Regions from separate parts of the Homo sapiens genome. Here region 1 is linked to region 2. Evidence: chromatin contacts called from ENCODE Hi-C or POLR2A ChIA-PET data. All regions are on one chromosome and are shown on one strand. The core of a region is the stretch at or near the end of the contact, and the rest is flanking DNA. Distances in the headings are between cores, read along the strand shown.

Region 1 (3,772 bases), core at 124-2,623, 58 kb before region 2:
ATTTTTCAGACCTAAATATTAAAAAGCTCTTTACTGAGGGCACAAGAAGAGAAAACTGGATTTTACATCTAGGAAATTTAGACTTTGTCAAATACCACAAGAATGCTATGAGGGACCTGTAAGGAAGGCACCATGGTGGCTTTATAAGAAAAGTGGTGACTTGCTTCTTGGGAGGTCACAGCCTTCTCAGGAGACTGCAGGTGAAAAGCTACTGGACCAAAGGTCAGAAAACCAGGGGTCTGAGTCATCCTTCCACAAACCAAATGTGTCACCTTTGGCGAGTTTTCTGGTTTTGGCTTTCTCATTTGTAAAGCCAGAGTTTCAAAATAGTAGGTCTTTAAAGACTCTTTCAGGTCTAAGATACTACAATTTAGAACTTAGAGTTCAGTTTTCTAGCCTGTATATTCAAACCATACTATCAAGTCTAATTTTTTTTTTTTTTTTTTTTTTTGAGACAGAGTCTCGCTCTTTCACCCAGGCTGGAGTGCAGTGGCATGATCTCGGCTCACTGCAAGCTCCGCCTCCCGGGTTCACGCCATTCTCCTGCCTCAGCCTCCCGAGTAGCTGGGACTACAGGCACCTGTCACCACACCCGGCTAATTTTTTGTATTTTTAGTAGAGACGGGGTTTCACCGTGTTAGCCAAGATGATCTCGATCACCTGACCTCGTGATCTGCCCACCTTGGCCTCCCAAAGTGCTGGGATTACAGGCGTGAGCCACCACGCCCAGCCTGTCAAGTCTAATTTTTCAAACAGTAGAAGAATTTAACAATTATCTAGTGATTTTGAGTGTAACTAACCCAAATAAATGATGGCAAAATAATTGACTGAGTATTTCAGACTGCCGCTAGTGCTTGCGCAGGTCCTGGTATTACTTTGGCTAAATAGTAAGTTTCAATTCAATTCAACCTCAAATTTTCAATGTTATCCTTCTTTTTTTTTCTACTTCTTGCAAGGTCATCCCAACCTCTATAACTATTTCATTTGTAGAGAATACAAGTGGAATTGTAAATATCTGTGGGAATTTAAAAATAGAAGTGGCACTTTGGTTTCCTTTATTTTCACATTCTTTAAGACACGAATATTTATTGCAACCCCTTCCAAAACACACAAAATGTACATCTACATACACACACATTGACCAACACCTAGATCTCTTCACATTTAGTAAAGCTTAACCTATTCAGTGGTCATTAAAGATTTCAGAGCCAAAGATATGAATGATTAATGACTGGCCAAGAGGGGATATTCAACTGAAACGTTAAAAGGCCCTACTTTGTATTCTAAAAGGTATTGAATTTTGCCCTGAGAAAAATGAAAGTGAAAGTGCTAACTGAAGAAGTCAAATGGTTTCCTGGATGGAAAGATAACTTCCTATCCTGTCTTCTATATCACTGTGTAGGTTCTTAGAGGCCAAATGAGATGGTACATTGACAAACGTTGAGACTGACCTGGTCAAAAGTGACTTAACAGATTTTTCAAACATCATACACACCTAAGCCCGAATAAGGGAAGCCTGCCCACTACTATTTGCTGGAAATTCTTGTATAAATATTTCAGTGTGGCTTTTATTCTTTGATGCTTCTAAGGGTTTTTCTGGCACTTGAGGAGTTACATACCCATTCATCTGTCAAAATTGAAAGAGGAATGTTATTCAAGAGAGTGTTCACATGTCTGAATAAATGCAGCAAAATAAGACAAGTGAAAAATGGCTCAGTCCTAAGTGTCCTAAGCATTCTGGAAAGCGCATGTACATTTTAAAACTGATTGCTTTTTTAATTTTCTGTGTATCATGTTCATGGCTTTTAAAAAAAATTTACTGATTTTCTTGATGAAGAGTTTAGCAAATGCAGAAATTGAATCTTACTTTCCAAATGTTTTGATTGCTTCTAATTGCCTTTAGTTTTTTTATGTGTGTTAGTTTAATACCACAGAAAGCTTTAGAATCATTAGCTCTAGAAACATAAGCCTGCCACTTAATCACACAATGAGTGAATCACTGGCATCCAGGCTAGCCAGAAAGCCAGATCTGGAGCTGTCTGTTCTAAGCCTCAACTGGGAGATTCATCTGTCTTAGGCTGCTCAAATCACTTCTTGTCTAGTGGAAATTTTCAGAATGCCCTCACAGCTATAAATTTCCAACATGGTATAGAAATTCATTGGCCCACCACAACTGACTATTCTAGGGAGTGGAAGAAGCTTTTAGTTATATTCATTTTCTGAAACAAAAAGAACTCTTAACGGCCTCTTGTCTATCTGTCTCCTCTCCTTTGCTACCCTACCCAACAGCAGCAATGGTATAATGCGAAGATAGCCCCCAGAATTCCATGTACCAAAGGTTATGAATTGGTCTTGTATTAAAAGCACAAACCTCAAAATTAGACCTGGATTCAAATCCAGCCTCCCCACTTTTAGTTGTGGGCCCTAGGAAAAGTTATTTACTCTCTCTTAGCCTCAGTTTTTTCATCTACGTGATGGAAGAAATAATCTCTACTTCAAGTAGTTGTTATAAGAATCGGAGAAGATAATACATAAAAAACAGACAGCTCCTGGCAGGGACTAAGTGCTTTTTTTTTTTTTTTCTTTTGAGACAGGATCTCGTTCTGTTGCCCAGGCTTGAGTTCAGTGGCATGATCATGGCTCACTGCAGCCTCGACCTCCTGAGCTCAAGCCATCCTCCCACTTCAGCCTCCCTAGTAGCTAGGACTACAGGCACGCATTACCACGCCCATATAATTTTTGTATTTTTTGTAAAGACGGGGTTTCTCCACGTTGCCCAGGCTCATCTTGAACTCCTGGGCTCAAGCAATCTGCCCGCCTCAGCCTCCCAAAGTCCTGGGATTACAGGCACGAACCACTGCGCCTAGCCATAAATCCTTATTTAATGGGAGCTGTTAATGTTGTTGATGTTGTTGCTATTGTTGTTGCTAAGTTCTATCTGTGAATTATTCTACATTCCCAATAATCAGTGGAAGTCTTTGAATCTTATCAGTGGAAAGGAGTTTAAAAATCTTATCCCCCAATCCACTTAATTTACAGATCAAGAAACTCATGTTTCTGTAAAATATTCAAGAGGCCACACACTTGTCCAAGGTCACACAGAATGACCTGAAGGATGGCAAAGTCTCTTGATTTCCAGACCACAGTTTATTCTGCATGCAGTGCTCATGTACAATACTTTGATTGTTCTTTGGTACATGCAGGATTATTTCTCCTGCTTTCATATTTTTCTGATCACTTACAGTTTTAGTTCCAGCTTGCTATTATGTGGAATCTTAGATCAATATATGCATCTGAAAAAATGTGAAAATAGTGCAAATTAATTAGAAGCCAGAAAACCTAATCAGAAGAGAAACATTTTGAAAAAAGTGCATAAACAGTGCAAAATAATTTAGAATACCTATCCAAAGAACTGTTGTAGGAGAATAACGACTTTGTTATGAATAATGATAAACAGTTTTCTTTTTGATTTTCTGAAGAAATATTGCCAGGAAAAATGGTGTTAGATGCAAAGTCTAATATATGTTCTCCATATATATATCTTTGTATATATTACCAAAAAAAAACTACATTTAAAGTTTTGTTTTTTCTTCTAAATGTTTCACCTAAACAAGAATGAAAGTTTTGGAGAGAGGAAGGAAGAGAAAGAGACCTAATGTTATTTTTCTCCTGCTACAGGAGGGAATTTACCAAGAAATAGAAAATAGATGCCTTATTGTTGGATTGTGGCTAAGCAGTTCTCATTGCTGGAAGGACTTCCACTGAAGCCCAA
Region 2 (3,908 bases), core at 1,389-3,888:
TTTTAGGTCTCTAAGGACTTGCTTTATGAATCTGGGTGCTCCTGTATTGGGTGCATATATATTTAGGATAGTTAGCTCTTCTTGTTGAATTGATCCCTTTACCATTATGTAATGGCCTTGTTTGTCTCTTTTGATCTTTGTTGGTTTAAAGTCTGTTTTATCAGAGACTAGGATTGCAACACCTGCCTTTTTTTGTTTTCCATTTGCTTGGTAGATCTTCCTCCATCCCTTTGTTTTGAGCCTATGTGTGTCTCTGCACATGAGATGGGTTTCCTAAATACAGCACACTGATGGGTCTTGACTCTTTATCCAATTTGCCAGTCTGTGTCTTTTAATTGGAGCATTTAGCCCATTTACATTGAAGGTTAATATTGTTATGCATGAATTTGATCCTGTCATTATGATGTTAGCTGGTTATTTTTCTCGTGAATTGATGCAGTTTCTTCCTAGCCTCAATGGTCTTTACAATTTGGCATCTTTTTGCAGTGGCTGGTACCAGTTGTTCCTTTCCATGTTTAGTGCTTCCTTCAGGAGCTCTTGTAGGGCAGGCCTGGTGGTGACAAAATCTCTCAGCATTAGCTTGTCTGTAAAGTATTTTATTTCTCCTTCACTTATGAACCTTATTTTGGCTGGATATGAAATTCTGGGTTGAAAACTCTTTTCTTTAAGAATGTTGAATATCGGCCCCCACTTTCTTCTGGCTTGTAGAGTTTCTGCTGAGAGATCAGCTGTTAGTCTGATGGGCTTCCCTTTGTGGGTAACCTGACCTTTCTCTCTGGCTGCCCTTAACATTTTTTCCTTCCTTTCAACTTTGGTGAATCTGACAATTATGTGTCTTGGAGTTGCTCTTCTTGAGGAGTATCTTTGTGGCATTCTCTGTATTTCCTGAATTTGAATGTTGTCCTGCCTTGCTAGATTGGGGAAGTTCTCCTGGATAATATCCTGCAGAGTGTTTTCCAACTTGGTTCCATTCTCCCCGTCACTTTCAGGTACACCAATCAGACGTAGATTTGGTCTTTTCTCATAGTCCCTTATTTCTTGGAGGCTTTGTTTGTTTCTTTTTTCTCTTTTTTCTCTGAACTTCTCTTCTCACTTCATTTCATTCACTTGATCTTCCATCACTGATACCCTTTCTTCCAGTTGATTGTATTGGCTACTGAGTCTTGTGCATTCATCATGTAGTTCTCATGCCTTGGTTTTCAGCTCCATGAGGTCCTTTAATGACTTCTCTGCATTTGTTATTCTAGTTAGCCATTCATCTAATTTTTTTTCAAGGTTTTTAACTTCTTTGCCCTGGGTTCGAACTTCCTCCTTTAGCTCGGAGTAGTTTGATCATCTGAAGCCTTCTTCTCTCAACTCGTCAAAGTCATTCTCCATCCAGCTTTGTTCCGTTGCTGGTGAGGAGATGTGTTCCTTTGGAGGAGGAGAGGCACTCTGATTTTTAGAGTTTCCGGTTTTTCTGCTCTGTTTTTTCCCCATCTTTGTGGTTTTACCTACCTTTGGTCTTTGATGATGGTGACGTACAGGTGGGGTTTTGGTGTGGATGTCCTTTCTGTTTGTTAGTTTTCCTTCTAACAGTCAGGACCCTCAGCTGCAGGTCTGTTGGATTTTGCTGGAGGTCCACTCCAGACCCTGTTTGCCTGGTTATCAGCAGTGGAGGCTACAGAACAGTGGATATGGTGAACAGCAAATGTTGCTGCGTGATCATTCCTCTGGAAGTTTTGTCTCAGAGGAGTACCTGGCCGTGTGAGGTGTCAGTCTGCCCCTATTGGGGGGTGCCTCCCAGTTAGGCTACTCGGGGGTCAGGGGCCCACTTGAGAAGGCAGCCTGTCCGTTCTCAGATCTCAAGCTGCGTGCTGGGAGAACCACTACTCTCTTCAAAGCTCATTTGGAAATGCAGAAATCACCCATCTTCTGCATCACTCACACTGGGAGCCGTAGACTGGAGCTGTTCCTATTCGGCCATCTTGGCTCCACCTGCAGTCAGTTTTTTAAAAAAGGAATCCCCCAGTGAGATTTCACATCAGGTGGCCACCAGTTACATAGTCTGCCTTTTTTTTTTTTTTTCTTCCTTCCCTTAACTGTCTCACTTTCTCACTCCCTTACTGATGGATCCTGGAATCACCTCAAACAGACTACCTGAAATCACATCCCATGACAGCACTTTTTCTGGGAGACAAAAACCTAAAATAGAAAACTGAAGGAACAAAGCACTCCTGCCAATGGGTGTGGCAAAACGTTTCTAAAGCACTGGCTTAGAGAAGGGATACTTAGCAAAAGTTTGCTTTAAAGTTTGAAAAGTATATTCAGCACTAAATAGATGCTCCCACAACTGACATGGCTGCCTATTGCAGCCAGTAGTCCTCTATTTTGCAGCCACATCAGTTGCCTTGGATTACATCATCTGTGGTGATTGAGGCTGCAGCCATTAGGTTACGCTGTCCATGTGGCTTAACTAATGTAAAGGGATCCAAATCCCAGGCCATTGTTGTCTGGTTAAATTTTTCTTTTTAATCAAAAATTGTTCCGAAACAAAAGACAAAGACCAGCAAAGGAAATAAGATAACAAACAGTTATGTGGGTTTTTGTGACAGGAAGAGGGCAAGAGAAAAGTGTCTTTGAAAGGAAGATTCAAAGCATGATTCATATCTCTAAGCTAAGTTGATGATGCAGCTCCTGGCAAATGACTTCCATTTAGGACAACTCCATGAATGTTTGCTGAGTGAGTGAGTGAATGGATGAGGGGATGTGTGAATTCATAAATAAGTGAAGGGATGTTTGCTCTGCCAAAGAAATCCTCTTATTGCCCATTCCTGGAAGATGAAGAGAGGAGGAAAGAACATGGTTACCTTCACAGTTAAAGTCATGTAGGAGGCTTTATGAGTATTTCAGGGCAGGGTGGAGTTGAAAGCTCTCTCTCGTCTTGATAAGGCCAGGGTCAATGTTCACAGAGAATAGAGCCAAACTTCTGAAAATTAAAAAAAAGTTGAAAATGCAAACCTGACTAGACATGGGAACAGGTTGTAAGAAACCCTTGAGAAATGAGTGATGCATGACTTCAGATGTTCTAGAGGAAACTTTATGGACTTCTGGACAGTGAAGAGCTATAGCTGGAGAAATAATCTTTTTGACCCTCTGATCTACCCGTAGAGAAACCAGCCTCACAGATTACACTTAAAATAGTCTTTATCCCCCAACCTAAACTATTTCTCTCCACCTTTCCTCCCTCCCTGCTTCCCGCCTAGCTTCCTTCTTTCCCTCCCCACTTCCTTCCGCCTGTTGTTCCAGTTCCCCTCTTACCATCCCCCCTGCTTTCTTCCTTCCTTCCTGCAAATAGTTGAATTACAGTTAAGAAAAATGACTTTTGACTTAAGTGAGATGTCAAAAGAAGAAGAAACCGGGCTTTAGAGAGGAGCAGTAGATCAGGAAAGAACAATTGGTAGAAAAGTCATTTGAGGTGATCATCAAATAAAAGTTCTAAAGGGAAGACCGAGGAAGAGAATTGCAGAAGGAAGTGCTGAGTGTGCGAAGGAATGGAGGAGCTGTCCAGGGCACAGGCTGCTCCACGTGGTGAGAGTAAACGATGAGCGTGGGTAGGCGCAGAGGATGATGTCAGAGAGTTGACAGGAGCCAGATTTTAAAAAGGCTCACGCCTGACACCATCAATAGCTGTTCCCAAATGTGAACAACTCCTGACCCACACCCCACCAAATTCTCTTGTAAGTGTACAAACACATGGACTGGCACACCCTTGTTTCAATATGAGCCATACAAATTCATATACTATTCCTGATGTCAGGGCACCTTGGACTATACCGTCTATGGTGATTGAGGCTGTAGCCATTAGCTGAGCTGTCCATGTAGCTTAACTAATGTAAAGGGATCCACATCCCAGACTATGACCCAGC

What was found. A loop is a pair of places that touch in the nucleus more often than their neighbours do. ChIA-PET counts read pairs that join two places held with the same protein, here RNA polymerase II (POLR2A). Pooled maps may share reads with other maps.
Region 1: a loop to region 2 is called in a map of mammary epithelial cell, with 4 times the contacts of the local background. The contact joins two enhancer-like sites. A Hi-C loop is called at or near these places in 5 of 168 maps with a recorded cell type or tissue (CD4-positive, alpha-beta memory T cell, CD8-positive, alpha-beta T cell, aorta and 2 more) and 3 of 50 pooled maps. POLR2A ChIA-PET finds 5 or more read pairs at or near these places in 2 of 52 experiments (CD4-positive, alpha-beta T cell and activated CD4-positive, alpha-beta memory T cell).

Annotation. Positions count from the first base shown.
Region 1 is chr9:78,130,417-78,134,188 of GRCh38, reverse strand. No RefSeq gene overlaps it. Among named protein-coding and RNA genes, the nearest start is that of GNAQ, 100 kb to the right of the region's middle. Within about 2 kb of position 1,373, at least 4 of the 41 ENCODE cell types and tissues checked have a DNase peak (open chromatin) inside an H3K27ac peak, as active enhancers do; they include CD4-positive, alpha-beta T cell and CD8-positive, alpha-beta T cell, where a contact is called at or near this core.
Region 2 is chr9:78,073,566-78,077,473 of GRCh38, reverse strand. No RefSeq gene overlaps it. Among named protein-coding and RNA genes, the nearest start is that of GNAQ, 44 kb to the right of the region's middle. Within about 2 kb of position 2,638, at least 3 of the 41 ENCODE cell types and tissues checked have a DNase peak (open chromatin) inside an H3K27ac peak, as active enhancers do; they include CD4-positive, alpha-beta T cell and CD8-positive, alpha-beta T cell, where a contact is called at or near this core.